Regions from separate parts of the Mus musculus genome. Here region 2 is linked to region 1. A link is a loop called in an ENCODE intact Hi-C map of the cell type or tissue named here. Cell type or tissue: heart. All regions are shown on one strand.

Region 1 (8,000 bases):
TTGAGCCACAAAGCGGGGCTCTGAAAAGACCTGAGAGGGATCTTCTATCAGTACCTTAAGTGGTAGTGTAGTGCCTTTCTACCTTCTAGCTGCAGACAAGCTAATTATAGTCCGTGGCAGAGTGAAGAGCCCAGTGCTCGTCTATTTTGGTCTGAGCTGCAGTCTAATAGCGGGGCAGGACCATTCTTGATTTTTCATAGTAGCTCAGCTTCTTGGATGCAGTTAAAAATAAGCCTGGTCACACTTCAGAACATGTTACCTTAATATGGCTGTAAACTGAGAGACCAGGTGCATGGGAGATAGGAAGTGAAGGTTAAGTTATCATAGAAGTGAAGGAGGGAGGAGGGCTGGCTTAAGCAATGGTAGAGAGGACTTGGGAATAAGGAAGCGATCACACCGATATCCTACAGAGGATCGCCATTTTGTGTCACATTCTCAAACATAAACAGATAAATATTCATTTCTTTGCTTGTACCCATCAGGTTCCGAAATTCACTTCCCAGTGCACGTACAGAAGCTGTGTTGTTAAATTGGGGGTGGGGGGGAGCTCATTTGCATAAGTGTGCCTTACCACTTGAAGGAAATAAGGCCAGCTGGAGTTTGTGAAACATCTTCATGACAGATTTACTTAAAAATTAAGATGCTATCACATTCTACTACACAGTACTGTTATTTATTATGCAAACATTTAGTTAGCACATGCCCAGTGGTTTCTGAACACTAAAAATATATTCGTTTATTCCACCCTCACGACAACCCTATGAAGTAGAACTGCTTTTATTAACCTTAGTTTACAGATAAATTGATAGGCAGAGGTACCCAGGATATGGAGCAAGCTTGCCAGTGTTGGGCACCAGATCAGTACTCCTTGCCACTGCAGAGCCAAATGACTGCTCTGGTCTCAGGCTAATGCACACAGAGGATATGCCTGCAAATTGATACTACTGCCAGCTCACCAGTCTCCAGCCCTTGGGGGTTGCCAGCTCTGATGGGCTGCAGATCACTCTTGCATCAGCGGCCTGGATGCAAAGCAAGACCTGCTCCTCAACTGCCTTGTGCTGCCACCAAGCACCCCATTTCTATGAGAGATACACTCACTCCCAGGCCAAGCACCCCATTTCTATGGGTGATGCTCCGACTCCCAGGTGAGGAGGAGGTCTCCAGCTCCTGTTGCAGTACCGGGCCCTGCTGTACCAGTTCCTAGAGGAAGTCATTCTGAAGTAGAAGTTGAAGATACCTGGCTTTTAAGCTCCTCTCACCAGCAACACATCCCCTGCCTCTGTCTGCCTAGAGAGAGGCGTGGTCCGAGTTTGAGCCTCTACAGACTGTTATAAGCACATGCTAGGTCAGGGCCAGCCTGAGGTCTGCCAGGTCGGAGTCTTTTTATTGACTAGATACGAGGGAATGCAGCTACCAATCATGGATGTTCAAATCGATGGCGCCAAACCCATGAAACACATTCTGCTCTTCGCATCACCTCTGGGATATTTTCACACTGTTAATTTATTTTGAGAAACCATTTCTCCCATAAAAAAGTAACCGCAGGCAAGCCCCTGCTTTAAATTATCTCACAAATCCCAAATTAATTGCTTCTTATTAATGTTATTTTTATCAAAGTCTTTTCATGCGTTTCAAGGAAAGGACATCAGTTAGACTCAGAAAAGCAGAGAAGGTGAGGCAGACAAGCTCGGGGGTAGGAGGCAGGATGGAGGAGGGGCCAAGAGTGGGACTTTAATTTGGCATTTGTTCTTTCTTGGGAAACATAATTATTTCCTTAAGCTGAGTGGTCCTAACTGACCTCAGAGTTCAATCCCACTGTCAGCGGCAGCAACTCTAGAAAAACCTGGCTTTGTAAAAATAACCTTTTGAGGACACCACAGCTAGACTCCACCATCAGGAAGAAGAAGGCCTCTCAAAATTCTGCCTCCGCTATACTGTAACCACCACCACCACCACCACCACCACCACCACCACCTCCCAGACCCCGGAATACTCTGGGCTTTACTCCTTCTCCCAAACAGCTGAGTCCTAACTCTTGGGAATGTCAGGGTTCTCCTTTTCTTCACCGACTGCCCTAACAGAGCCTTCTGGCCTTGATGTGGCTAGAAAATACAGTCTTGATCCAGGTCTGATTTTCTTGAGTAGTCCCAGCACTTGGGTGGTTGAGGCGGGAAGGCAGTTTGAGGCTAGCTTGTGTTACATAGTTAGACCCTGTCTCAAAAAAAAATTTTTTTACAAGCTACAGTGTTGCTTTCGTGGAAGAACAGATCATTTTAAGGCAACACTCATCCACTACTGTTTTGCATATAGAAATAGCCTTCTAAAAATCCAGCCAAAGAGGGAAGTGAGAAAAATCTATTCACACCAAGTAAGGGGTGGGGGGAGTCTTAGCAGATACTGATCATCTATCTGCCAGGTGGCCCAAATTCTGACTTCAGAAGCCAGAGGACCTGTTCTTAACAGCTGAAAGCGGAAATCCCCCCCCATTCCCCCCCCACACTTGCTGCCACTTTTACAAGTTACCTCCCTGGGGTCTCTGATTGCATGGAATGGCCTCACGCTAATTTTCAGTTTTCAATGAGGAAAGGGAAGATAAGATAAACAGAGAGACCAAGAACCCAAGAGAAGAACCTCTTCTTCTGAATGGGTTCTACAACACCCTTCTTGGCCTCAAAAGCCTGGAACCTTCTCTCCCTAAGACATTTAGGAACTCGGGAACTTTTGCATTGCCACCTCAGACGCCACCTCCCCTCCCCCCGCCCCGCACTCACACACAACCATCTCTGGCGCAGGAAGTACCTGCTGTGAATGGCCCCCTGGACCTCCACTGGCTAAGCTAAATCAGCTCATCTGCAGGGTCTTCTGGTAAGCTTGGCGAAAACTCCCCAGTTTAGCAACCAAGCGACTCTGCTCCATCTAGTGGCCGTTGCCCGCCACGCAGACCTCCTTCACCCTCCTGAATAACTAAAGCTGCCTGACTCCCTTGGAAAGAATGTGTCCGGTTCCAGAAGCCCGGGGCTGGTGGAGGCTTCTCCGCTGAGCTCATCCGACCCCGCTGGGAGCAGCCTCCTGCGTGGACCCGAAAAGCGGAGCCTTGCCAGCCCTGGTGAGGGCCGCCCTGCAGGAAAGACCTGGGGAACGAAGAGACTGGACTATCCTAGGTGTGTATGGAGTCATCCACACACCGCAGTGACCTCCCAGTTGGAGAAATATCAAACAGCATTTACTCTGCAAAATTCTGACTCCGTGCCTCGGGCCTGGGACATAAGGGGCTGAAGAAGACACATACAGTCCTTTCTAACAGAGCTTATATTTCAATCGGGTCCTCCATCTAAGACTGCTTACAGACAACCTGATCAGCAATGAACCACGCCATCATGGAAGGCGCACCAGAACGGAATCAGATCCAGATACTGACCCTACTATTTTGCTTTGTGGCTTCTTGAAAGGCACCATGGCCTCATGCACAGACCCACAGGTTGGACTAGACAAGAATAGAAGGCAGGGGACTCTTTGAGCTCCCCTTTTGGGTTCATATTTGAGTGCTGCCCCCTGCTGGTTGTGTGTCGATAGCAAAATCCTCAAGCTTTCTGAGTTTTTCTAGCAGTGAAGATTAGGAAGCCTACTTCATAGGGCTGTCTTGTGGGTTAAGAGTAGTGTGCATGCGCCAACATTTAGCATGTGCTGTTGCTTTTAGATACTAGGTACAGTTTGATTCATAGCCTATTATTGGCACCCCCAAACCTCTTGTCAGTCCCCAAGAGACCCCACTGGCAGCCTGGGCTATGTAGGGCTGGAGCCAGAACCTCTGGATCTCTTCTCTTTGCTCTCACAGTCGTGGCTTTGGGCAGTCCAACTCCCTCCCAACAGCCAGCTCTGTGGGCAGCGGCATGGGCAGACGGAACCCACGACAGTACCAGATCGCATCTCGGAATGTCCCTTCCGCCCGCCTTGGTCTCCTGGGCACCAGTGGATTTGTCAGCTCCAACCAGCGCCACACCGCTGCCAACCCCACCATCATGAAACAAGGAAGACAGGTTTGTTCTGCTCTGGGGAGCAGGGAGGTTGACCAAGCTCAGGGACTGAGGCTTTAAGATGTCTCCAACCCAGACAGTCTCCTGCATGGAAAGATAAGACCCCAGGGGAATCTAAACCAGGAGATAGCTGAGCCTATGCTTGTCAGGTAATCACTGTTTGCGTTGTTTCCCTGGAGACGGAAAAACTCATGTCTGCTGCTTGGGAAAGCTAGTGCTACATTTATCTCTGGGACCCTTGTAGACAGGCATGCAAGGGCTACTTCTGCTTGATCTTTGCCCCCCCCCCAACATACCCCATCACCTTCCAGGTCTGGGTGGGCATTTAATAAGCTTCCTTTGACTTTTTCCTCACAGTCCCGGCTGCAATGGTGAGTCCACAGGATTGTTTGGGAGGCTGTCCCTTGCTGTGAGATTGACAGTGACCTCTCTGCCCCCCTGAGCCCAACCTTGCCTTTCCCTAAATGTTCATTCCCTCAGCCCCCTGAGGCAATAGAGGTTGGCCTGGGCCTGGGAACATACAAGCAGGCCTGATGAGAGGTTGTCTTTAAAACAGAAAGGCTTCACCAGGAGGAGGCTGGTGGCAGTCCCTCCCAATGGGAAGGGCATGTCTGAGAAGCCCTGATATCAGTTCTAGGCAAGGTCACTACAGGACACACGAGCTGCATGATATACAGGCCTGTTGCCAGTACTGACTCTTTCTTTTCTCCTCAGTGTGGAGTAAATTTGGGGACTCTCAAAAAGAAATTCAAATAAGAGCCTTAAACTCATTATACTGTTTGCTACAAGTATTTCTAAGACAACCCCCCCACACACACACACACATACTCCCTTTAAGAAATATATGGAGTAAAAACACTTTTGGAGATGGGGAGAGGGGAAGGTGGCTCAAACTTAAAGCGAGGCCTGTGAATGAGCCTCAAATGGGACAGTCTCAGCCATCTCTCAGTAAGTCCATGGCGGGTAGCATGGGCCTTTCCAAAACTGTCCTGGGATACCTGTCTCCCGAGTTCCAGCTGGGGCTCTGCCTCCCCACATCCCCACAGGGTCTGGACTAATGCCCCCCTCTTGTATGTCCCTCCCTAGAACCTCTGGTTTGCCAACCCTGGGGGCAGCAACAGCATGCCCAGCCGCACCCACAGCTCCGTCCAGAAGACCCGCTCGCTGCCCGTGCATACTTCCCCACAAAACATGCTGATGTTCCAGCAACCAGGTAGGGCCTGGCTAACTCGCTCCCTTCTCTCTCTCTCTCTCTCTCTCTCTCTCTCTCTCTCTCTCTCTCTCTCTCTCTCCCTTGACGCAGAATGGAGGCTGGGATGCCAGAATAGACGCCCTGGTGACCCAGCCGGAAAGTGCTGAGCCTCAACTGTCACCACACATTCTTTAGAGCTGCCGAAAGCCTTTCCTTTTTTAAACCATGCCTTGCCAGTGTGAGCAGAGGCTGCCTAGCAGGGAGCCAGAGCCTGAAGTCCCAGCACTGGTTGCAATATAACAGGGATATTTCTGATACTTGTCAGATATCTGGATTCCTAGATTGATTAAACCAGCGATAGCTCTCCCTGGAAGAGATCCCTGTGGAAAGGTGGGGGGGGGGGGGATGTGTGCAAAGAGAGGATAAGACAACAAAAGAGAAAAACTTGAATGTTGGTGTCACTGTGGAATGGCATTGGAAAACAGAGCCATGGTTTCTTGATTCAGGAGTAACTTGACGGAGTGGACTCAAGGCCAGATGGGGAGACGTGGTCTCAGTCACCATGCCTCCTAAAACAAGCTACCTGAATCTCAAACAGCAAACAGATCCTTGAAGCCTTTCTCTGCACAGGCACTAACACTAGATTCCAGACTTGCACAATACCACCTAGGCCATGGCTACATCTTTCAAGATTCCCCCACCCCCAGTGAATACACAGGAGGTGCACCCTGTCTTTGGGTAGCTTCACCACACCTCACAGCCTGGAGCCCTGTGTCTGTCCCAGAAGCAATTGTTTACAAGGCTTTGGATTTCAATGTTCCCGCAGATCAGGGTATTAGAACTCTAGAATATCCTGGGCTTTTCTTTTCCCTCCCCCCACTCATAAAGATTTTTTTCTTGGATGTTGCAAACCCCTCCTTAAGGCTTTAAATCCCTCATAGTGGCCAATGCACAGCAGCAATGCCTACTTCTGGTCTCCTCGTTGCTAATGACCTGCTGGGCTAACCAAGGGCTCCCTTCGGGCTCTGCCCACTCACACTCAGCACCTGCTGGGTGGTATCTCTGTGACATGGCCATAAAGGGTGAGGCAAGTCAGAGCCATGACCCAGAATCCCTCAGCGAGGAGACAGGAAGCTGTGGCTCCACTAAGGATGCAAACGCCTTGGCCTTGGCTGGGCTTCCAGGTGCACTTCCTGATAACCAGACAGTAACTTTGAAAGCTGGTCTTGCTTCTCGGCTTCCTTCACAGAAATGCCTCTCACCTCCAGGCCAGACCAGAGTCAACCTGAAAGGTCGGAGCTGGGTGTAGGCCTTTCTAGTCAGAGGAACCCAACCTGGTCAGCCATGGGGTCTTCTCAGGGTTCATACTGAATTCTCCAAGTTCAGTGCTGAGACTGAACTTGGAGAATTATAGCACCAAAGCAGAATGTGGACTTCATCTTTACACAACTAGGATCCTGTAAATGTGAGCATAAAATGAACTGGAGATGGGAACTCCCCAATGGTTGTCTTGGGTACAAGGTACGTTTCTCCACCCACCCACCCCACCCCCGGCTTCTTAACGTGAGTACGCATGCACTTAAAATCATACTTCCAAACCCAAGACCACAACGTCTGAGAAAGCATGGACTTTGTGAACATCAAAATAATTGCCCTACAAAGGAAGACCACCTCTGGGGAATATGGAGAAGCCTCCGTGTGTGTGTGTGTGTGTGTGTGTGTGTGTGTGTGTGTGTGTGTGTGTGTGTGTGTGTGTGTGTGTGTGTTGTTAACCAGTCACCTTGCTCAGTTGTGCTGGCTCATCCCTCTTTCCCACACTGCATAGTCAGGACGTCTCAGACACCGCCTATGGTGGCTTTCTGCTTTATTTCCACCTGGACAGGTGTCAAGTGTGCCTTGGTTCCAGTGGGAAGGCCAGCATGTCACTGCTGACTCTGGCTGGCCACCGGGATGAGAGGAACACTCAGCAGGGCCTCCTGGACTGAGAGGACAAGGTCTGAGACACACAAGGGGCCTGGAGCTCAGCACACCTGTGGCACCCAGTAAGAATGCCACCTTGCACAAAGGTGGGGTTCTTTCCCATCTGGAAATCAAACTCCGAAATTGCTTGGCAAGTGATCCTTCCTTCTGGAAGCAGTTCTGTGTCTGTCGAGCCAGACTCAGTCACTCTTGGGCTTCAGGCAGAGAAGATCTCAGGGTAACCTGATGTTTAGATGCCACTGAAGGTTCCTTACTTGCCAGGAGCACCAACAAGAAGTTGCAGAGGGCCCAGAGCAGGCTTTCCCACAAGAAAACCACAGGTGGGGTAGAACTCACAAGCCTACATTCTGAAAATGGCACCCTTCACTTGCACAAGACCGCATGCAAAGAAAGTGCTCTTGAACCAGAGGACCTGTGTGCAAGACGGCAAGATTGCACCATTTCACCGAGTGATACCTGCCCTATACATCAAACCTCGCCCATGTACTGGCTTGTGACTGGAGTCCTCCATCCTCAGAAAGCTGCGAACCTGGAAACACAACCCTCTGAGCTGTGGCCCTGTTTCCTTCTCAGTAGGATGCCTTTAGAAAGAACGAGGACAGTGTCCTGAGCCCACTGTGGAATGTAAGGGACTGTTGTGCAGAGACAGAGGCAGGGTTAGGGACCATTCAAAGTGTGTGGTGGATGTTGTTCCCCACCTTTCTAATAGACCTACGCAAACAGCTTGGCTGTGGCTCAGAGACAGGAGGCAGAGGAACTGGTCAATGGGTCAACTTTACCCCAGCCAAATGCAT
Region 2 (8,000 bases), 310 kb after region 1:
CTTTGCCAATCACTCAGTCTAATACCGTTCCACCTGCAATGTTGAATCTCAGCTAGATCCAGAGCCACATAACCAGAACAGGCCAGGGTGAGGCCAAGTCCTGAAGCAAAGCGGCTCAGTAATTGTGTAGGCAGCTTTGCTGTGCTCTGTGTGACAGGTTGGCTTCTCAATGTTCCTGCCTCAGCTTCCTAAGTGCTGGAACTACAAATGAGCTACCATGCCAGCAAGTTGGCTACGTTTACTTGATAGCATCATTAAATATATTCTAATCATAAATGTAAGTAGACACTAGATCTGAGTATGTGTGTGCCCACAAACACAGAGGCAGAACAAATATAAATGAAGATGTGATTGAAAAGAAGAACACAGTACAGGGCTGGCAGAGTGCTTGCCCAGAATGTGAAGGCTCTGTGTTCAATCCCAGGACCACCAAAAACCAAAACCATGAAGATGACACAAACAAACCCACTTAATTTGTATGTTAATAAAAAACAAATTGAGACAATGCATCTGTCATAATCTCTCCTAGGTAAAGGAGCTGCCACCAAGCCTGATCTGAGCTCAGCCCTGGAACTCACTCGAATGTTAGGAGGAGAGAACTGATTGCTGAAAGCCGCCCTCTGGCTTCCACACACGCCACAGCACCCATGCGTGAATCTACACATTCAAAGTAACTAAACAGAATGAAATTTTACTTCTTCACGTTTGTTTTAAAAATATTCTCTTCCAGAGAGATGAGTTTTTGCTTTTACAGAGGACGAGAGTTTGGTTCCCATATTGGTCAACTTACAATTGCTTGTAAGTCAGGCTCCAGGAAATCTGAAGTCCTCCTCTGCCCCTGCATGGACCCACACACGTGTAGCGCACACACATAAATAAAAGTGAATCTTAAACATCAACTTATTGTAAAGTTGGTTTTGTTTTTTTTTTTTCTTTTCCCAGTCAGGGTCTCTCTGTGTAGCCCAGGCTGTCCTGGAACTCACTTTGTAGACCAGGCTGGCCTCGAACTCAGAGATTCACCTGCTTTTGTCTTCCAGGTACTGGGATTAAAGTTATGCACCACCACTGCCTGGTTCAAAGTTGTTTTAAGATGCCTTCTGGTAAACGTTTGCAAATGAACATTAAAAAAGCTGTGTGTGTGTGTGTGTGTGTGTGAAGGCCACAGGCTTGCAAAACAAGTGACCCACTGAGCTATCTTGCTGGCCCCAGTAACAATATGACTCAACTGCTATTACAGGTCTTCTTAATATAGATAATAAACTATAAATTATATAAAGTCTAATAATAAATTATACAAAGTATGATAATAAATTGATATCTTACAAAACAGATTTTTATAATACCAAAAGCATTTTTGAGGCCCTAAAGGATGAAAATGCTTTTGGCATATATCAAAAGTTTAAAAAGACATTATAGTGCTGGGATTAAAGGCGTGCGCCACCATTGCCCGGCTAACATTTTTCAAACTTCAGGTTAATAACAAGTCCAACATCTTCTCCAGACATCAGATTACAATTTCCTACTTGTTTAAGGTTCCTCTTCCCCCTCAGATGAGCTGCACACTTATCTATGAGCCACCGGAAGGACAGCTTAGGTTATGCTGATGCAATTGTGTAGAGAATGGATCAGTTTGAGCAACTACAAGCTAAACTTCATTAAGATACCACTTAAGTTTCTCTCCCCGTCCCTGGCAGGGCTACTCTAAGGGTTGGCTAGCTAATGACCTAAAGCGATGTCTAGGTTGTCTGCACACACTGGGCACTTTCTCTCACCAGAGGATACCACACTGCTTCTCTCCCTTGTACTGCACGGTACACTTCTGCCAATTGCATCAGGACCACTTACCAACTTCAGTCCTGGTGCTTTAAGACAGGCAGTGTTGCTAAAGCTGGCTCCAAACTGCTGGCGAAATAATCCTTCCACCTCAGCCCCTGAGTGGCTATGATTACCAACACTAGAGTTGGTTCCAACCTGAAATCTGAAGTCTGTTTCCTTAGAAAAGAGGAAGCCTTGCCCACATGTTACAGGGTTACATGTGAAGTTTAATTAGAAACATACGGCTGATATATATACTTTACCAGCTTAACCATATGGAACGATAGCTCACGTCAATACCACTAAACTCACAGTACACATGAAAGAGATACCTGCTTTCAAGACCATCTGAAAACGTCCGATCAACATGCTCGCTCTTGCTGCTCTGAGGGTCCGGCTTCTTCAGTGGCATCTTCTGTCTCAGAAGGTCCCCTGCAGCCCTGCCCTCAGGCACAACTTTGCTGGCAGACAGAGGTGTTCCAAATCTTTGAGAACGACGTTCAGAAGACAGGACTGGAAATAAGAAGAACAAGCCCCATAGCAAGTCTTTCCGGCCAGTCTCTGTTCAGAGAGGAGGCACAGAGCCTGCTCTTGTCAACATCTGTTACTGTCCAGTACCAGGGGCTTTGTGGGACAAGAGGATCGTCACGTTAGCCCGTGCTTAGCTTTCATATGCCATGCCTATGATGCAAAAGGCTGCCGAGAGGCTCAGTTGTTAAGGACACTGGCTGTTCTCCCGGAGGAGCCAGGTTTGGTTCCCAGCACCTAGTGATATTTCACGACAGCTCTAACTCCAGGTCCCGGGGATCTGATATTCTCCTCTGACTTCCACAGGCATCAGGCACACACGTGGTGTGGACAAAGTGTAGGTAAAGGTACATAAAATCAAACTAAAACTTAGAAAGAAAGACGAAGAGGTGCACCTCTACAGGAAGAATGTTTTAGAAGGTATAATGTAAATTAGCAAGTGGGCTATCCCTAGCTAACGCAGGCAACAAGTGCTTGGGTCAAGAGCGTTGACTCAGAGGAGTGGCGGCGCACACCTTTATCTCAGCACTTAGGAAGAGGTAAGAGATCTCTGTGAGTTTGACGCCAGCCTGGTCTATATAGTGACCAGCAAGGGCCACACAGAGAAACCCCGAGTCAAAAGAGAGTCTTTCCTGGTAAGTTGAGACATCAGCTGTATCCTGCTGTAGATGGTTACCAAACACCGCTGAAACATAGGCTAGTCATGGGAACAGGGGAACAAGAAAGCATTACAGATAAACTGCTGAGATACTCGGCTTCCTCCAACATGGCACTTGAGCAGCTGCTGCCAGAACCACAGTCCTAGCAGGAGGTAAGAGAATGACCTCACGTGGGTAGCGTACAGGAGACTGTTGAATACAGGGATGCGCAGTGGGGGCTGGTGGCACAAGCCCGACACCACATCCTCTCCAGAGGCTCAGACAGCAAGCTACAGGCCTGTGTGAGTCCAAGGACAGCCTGGGAAACTTAGCCAAGCCTTGTCTAAAAAGAGAGGATTTCAGAAAAGGAGGCTATGTCTGGAGGGACAAGTGCTTGCTAACCATATGTCAAGCTGAGTTTGCCCCCAAGGATCTCAAACACAGCAGCACAGATGACTCCCTCAACCCCCGTGCAGAAGGGCATGGCTGAGGGAAGTGTGATGGCTCAGGTCTGCTTCCTCTGCATTGTACCCCTAGCCCAGCTTGTCTCGGAACCTCACAGACAGACTGGCACTGCATGGCAGAGACAGCTATGGCATCACTTGGAGAACAGGCACAAGCCCGCACTCGTCTCAATATTTGATGTGCACGCAGGCTTGCCAGCACAGAACCCACTTCTAGCCATCAGCGTGTGGGCTCTTTCATGGGAAAGTCACTCTCCACCATTCACTCCAGCCCCCAGTTGGCCCAAACACCGCTCTTCAGTCTCAGCAAAGCTACAAACCTGAGAATGACTTCACTGGGCTCTCGATTCTGAAAAACCCAGCATCAAACACTATTTTGTCAACTTCCTTTGTGTTCTCCGGAGCTGCTGCGTGGGCCTGCACTTCCTGCTGTGGCCTGCCTTTCATTGCATTCTTTATGGCTGCAAGGCGACTCCTAGCTGCCGCTCGTCCGTCGTCATCCTGCTTTGCTTTGCTTGTTCTACCGGGCACAATTTTTTTCTGCAAGGAGAAATAGTAATTAAAGGTATGTTCATTACCACCTTCTCCTGTTCCTGTGGTACTGAGGACTGACCCCAGAGCCCTCCCTGTGCATACCAGGAAATCGTTCTTCCACTGAAGTTAAGTCCGTAGCCCTTTTAACTTTTATTCTGAGACAGGGTCTCACTATGTTGTCCCCCATGGCTTGAATGCACACCTGTTTCAGCTCAGGACCAGCTGATATTAAGGGGACATCATCCCACCGACTGAGCACCACCTTGTGGCGTCTGATGGTGTGGATGAAAACGACCCCCATAGGCTCATGCGTGGGAATGGCTGGTCCCCAGTCAGAACTGTTAAGGCAGAATTAGAGGTGGCCCTGCTGAAGTAGGTATGCCCTTGTTGGAGGAGGTGGGGATGGGGGCTGGTGGATGAGGTTTCATAAAGTTCTCTCCAAACAACCAAACAATGTAGAAGGAGAGACATCTGGTGGTCACAGGCAGAATTACAATTCTTATATGATAGAGACACTGATAAATTACTTTGAGAGCTAAACACACAATTAAGAAATACCCACAGTATGTCAGGAGCAAGTCTGTAATCCCAGCATCCTGGAAGCTGAGGCAGGAGGATTCTGCTAAGCCTGTCCCTGCGCCCCCAGCATAGCTGTAGCCATTTTGTTCCATGCCCACCAGCTATTTCATATTGTTGCCTGCCAGTCATTGACACAGAAAATACCAGACCCAGACTGGGGGGCATGCTTCCCACAGAACCTGTCATGGTGCTGAATGTTATAAGGCTTGCTAATCTTAGATCCCACAGCTGTAAGCTTCACAAAGGACCCATCAAATCAAAGATCAATATCAACTGTTATGTTTAAAATGGCTTGAGTCAGGGCTGACCACCGGGCAGCCCTTCAGCACCTGCGCATGAACTCACTGTGGTTTCAGCCTCTATAAGCTGGCCCTGAGAAATGTCCAGTGCACAGCTTTGAGCTGTTGCCCTGGTTGATCGGTCTCAGGGTATGTGTTCAATAAACCATCCTTGTTTAACTGAGATCAATATTCGCCTGGTTTATGGGGTGACTCCTGGACCCCAACAGATTCTATGTTTGAATTCAGGCTGGGATATTTAGTAAGACCCATCCCAAAAAACAATTATCATTATACTAGCCATTTTTTATAAATAACATCCTTTACCATTAAAGAAGATGTAAAGTGTGTTCAACGATCTGACCATTCTTCTCAGATCTTTGTACTGTGATCTCATTGAGAGGAAATAATAAAGTTTATTTTACTGAGACAGAATCAGAGCAGCTTTGTTTGCATAACATAGTATAAAGTGTCAGAAGGAGACTGACCGTTTGATAAACGTCCATTTGAGGTGTACGATGGACTTCAGAACGCTCTTTAAGTTATGTGTACATGGGTGTTTATGTGTGAGACTGTGCATGAGTGCAGGTGTCCTGTCCCCAGAGTCCAGAAGAGAGTATCAAGGCCCTAGAGCTGGAGTCATAGCCTTTGCAGGCTGCCCTGTGTGAGCTGGAGTCGCAGCCTCTGCAGGCCGCCCTGTGTGTGCAACAGAGAGCAGCTCTTGAACCCAAGTGGATTCTTATTAGATTAAAAAGCATGATTTACAGGAAAAATAGAAAACCTCATAAGCACAGTGAAGAAATACATAACGTCTCTCACTCCACAGTCTGTCCCACAAGAAGCTTGCATGATCTGCCCACTAAGAGCATGGGCTCTGGAATGAGGAACCCTGGAATGAAAGCCTTGGGCAAATGATTTCATCTTTGGAGTTTTGGAATTTTCAATCATAAACTGTGACTATAGCACCCAACCAACTGGACTGCTATAAAGCTTAACATGTGACTATCTAGAGTTTAGCATAAACAAAACACAAATTATCTACTGCTATTGCAATCACAAGCAAATACATAAACATAGGAGGTGTGTTCTGGTTGTGTATAACAGAGTCTTGCTATATAGTCCTTGCTGTCCTGATACTTGCTATGTAGCCCACGCTGGTCTTGAACCCTGCCCAGCCTCCCTAGAGCTGGTATTACAAGGCTGCCACAAACATATGTCAACACGGGTCCAACTCTCAGAATAAACCAAACACATGCACATCCACCCACTGTCTAGGAGCATAAGTCACCGAGGTACCCCAAGTCTACTACTCATCTGTGACTTTCTTCTCTTTGGAAGGACACGTCTTACATTTTGTGTTGAGTATATCCTTGCTCCCTTGCCCCCACGGCAATCAGAATGTAATAAGCAATATATGAATTCAGTCTGTGAAGCGTCAGAGTTTCTGTAACAGAAGTGAAGAGCCAATGCCTCCAGCTTGCCCTCTGCCCCTCACCTGCTGCCCCTCACGGCACAAGCACCCACCCACGTAAATAACGACATTCTTAGAAACAAACCAGAGCAGAATCTGTGCTAGGGATGCACAAACCTACCCGGAGGACTTTTTTGCTTGGATTATTGCTGTCTTTCCATCCTGACGCCTCAAGTTTGATCAGGTTGTTGAATTTCTGGTTCACATCATCGACCTGGTGATAAAAGCCCGAGTTTGTGCAATTAGTGCTATGTCAAAATTGCTACTTTAGGACTCTAAAATGAATGACCATGTCAAATAAACAGAAAATGGTGATCCAGAACTGGTTAGTTATTAAACTTAAAGGCCTGTGTATGGGGATTTATGTGTAGAGTGGTGGTGGTGGTGTCGGGAGTTGGAGGAGGGAGAGGGAGAGGGAGAGAGAGAGGAGACTCACATGAACCCAGGAAAACCCACAACTTGCTATATTGTCCAAGAAAATACTTGGAACTCCCAATCTTGCAGCCTCCACCTCCCAGATGCTGTTTAAGTCACTGTAAATTGTGTGTTCAAGTGCCTGCCTGGCACAGGGAAAGCCCCAAGTCAGGTCCTCAGCAACTCACACACACACCAGAGAGCATGAGATTCCCTGGCATTTGCACGTAACCTATGTATATCCTTCTCTACAGTAGAAAGCACCTGAATATTGTTAATAATTCTGAATTCTGAATGCAACTTCTATAGACTTAGTTTCCCGGGGTGAGGGGACTAAAGGTGTATGCTGCCACACACAACTGACTGCTTGCTCTGTTTTCCTTCCTTCCAGACTGATTTTATCTTACGTGTATATGTTATATGTGTGTGACTGCGTGGCCCACTTGAGTATGGATGCTGTAAGACGGAGTCAGATTCTATGTTCCTCTGTGTGGCCCTGGCTGTCTGCAAGTGTAGACCAGGCTGGCCTCAAGCTGGGATTTGGCACCATGTGTGCCACCACGCCCTGCTTGACTCTGCCTTTCAGTCATCTCTAACTACAATGCCCAGCATAGGACAGGAATTCCTAACTTCACTGGCTCACTCCTCACACACACCATTATCACAGACTCTGACAGCATAGGGGAGAAGGCAGTGAAGCTGACATGGGGTGTCCTGAGAGCTCACCCCTTACACCATAAGTAGCTGAACTACTGTCATCCCATTTACCGATGTCAGAAGCAGATGTGGGCAGCACACCTGACACATACCTGAAAACTAACCATATCCCAGAATCCATCCAGATCTGTGCAGGTCGTCTCCTTTTCACCCCGTTTATACTCGCAGTTGTCCACCAGTCCTTCAAACTGTCTGAATCTCTCCTTGATAAGGAGTCTTGTTTGACCAACCGTTGTACGGATAAGACCTTTAGCTAAAGAAGTTAAGAAATGAAAACGGGCCTTTATAGCAAGCCAGACAACTGAGTCTTAACCTCTAATACCCTCGAGCTCGCAGAATCAAATTCTTACAGCAAAACAAAAATGACTACCCAAAAAAAACTTAATCATAAATACTGAGCACAAGAGGGTGACAAGATGGCTCAGCAAGTAAAAACACTGACTGCTCTTCCGGAGGTCCTGAGTTCAAATCCCAGCAACCACATGGTGACTCACAACCATCTGTAATGAGATCTGACTCCCTCTTCTGGGGTGTCTGAAGACAGCTACAGTGTACTTATTTA

What was found. Peaks named below come from ENCODE experiments on the same cell type or tissue, not always from the same donor. Only the 100,000 strongest peaks of a DNase experiment are listed, where the experiment ranks them.
Region 2: a loop joins it to region 1, with 2.4 times the contacts of the local background. A loop is called at or near these places in 2 of 42 quality-filtered maps.

The regions. Positions count from the first base shown.
Region 1 is chr14:47,083,924-47,091,923 of GRCm38, forward strand. Samd4 (sterile alpha motif domain containing 4) reads left to right here. Exons shown (of 13, transcript NM_001037221.2): 10 at 3,836-4,037; 11 at 5,121-5,247. Among named protein-coding and RNA genes, the nearest start is that of Gm10371, 28 kb to the right of the region's middle. In heart, CTCF peaks have their summits at 2,941 (motif pointing left) and 3,566 (motif pointing left); DNase peaks (open chromatin) are centred at 128, 3,018, 3,518, 3,958 and 1 weaker place; H3K4me3 peaks cover 854 bases; H3K27ac peaks cover 6,025 bases.
Region 2 is chr14:47,391,990-47,399,989 of GRCm38, forward strand. It overlaps Dlgap5 (DLG associated protein 5), which reads right to left. Exons shown (of 19, transcript NM_144553.2): 12 at 7,531-7,691; 13 at 6,429-6,521; 14 at 3,766-3,985; 15 at 2,148-2,328. Among named protein-coding and RNA genes, the nearest start is that of Lgals3, 22 kb to the left of the region's middle. In heart, a CTCF peak has its summit at 4,463 (motif pointing left); a DNase peak (open chromatin) is centred at 4,322.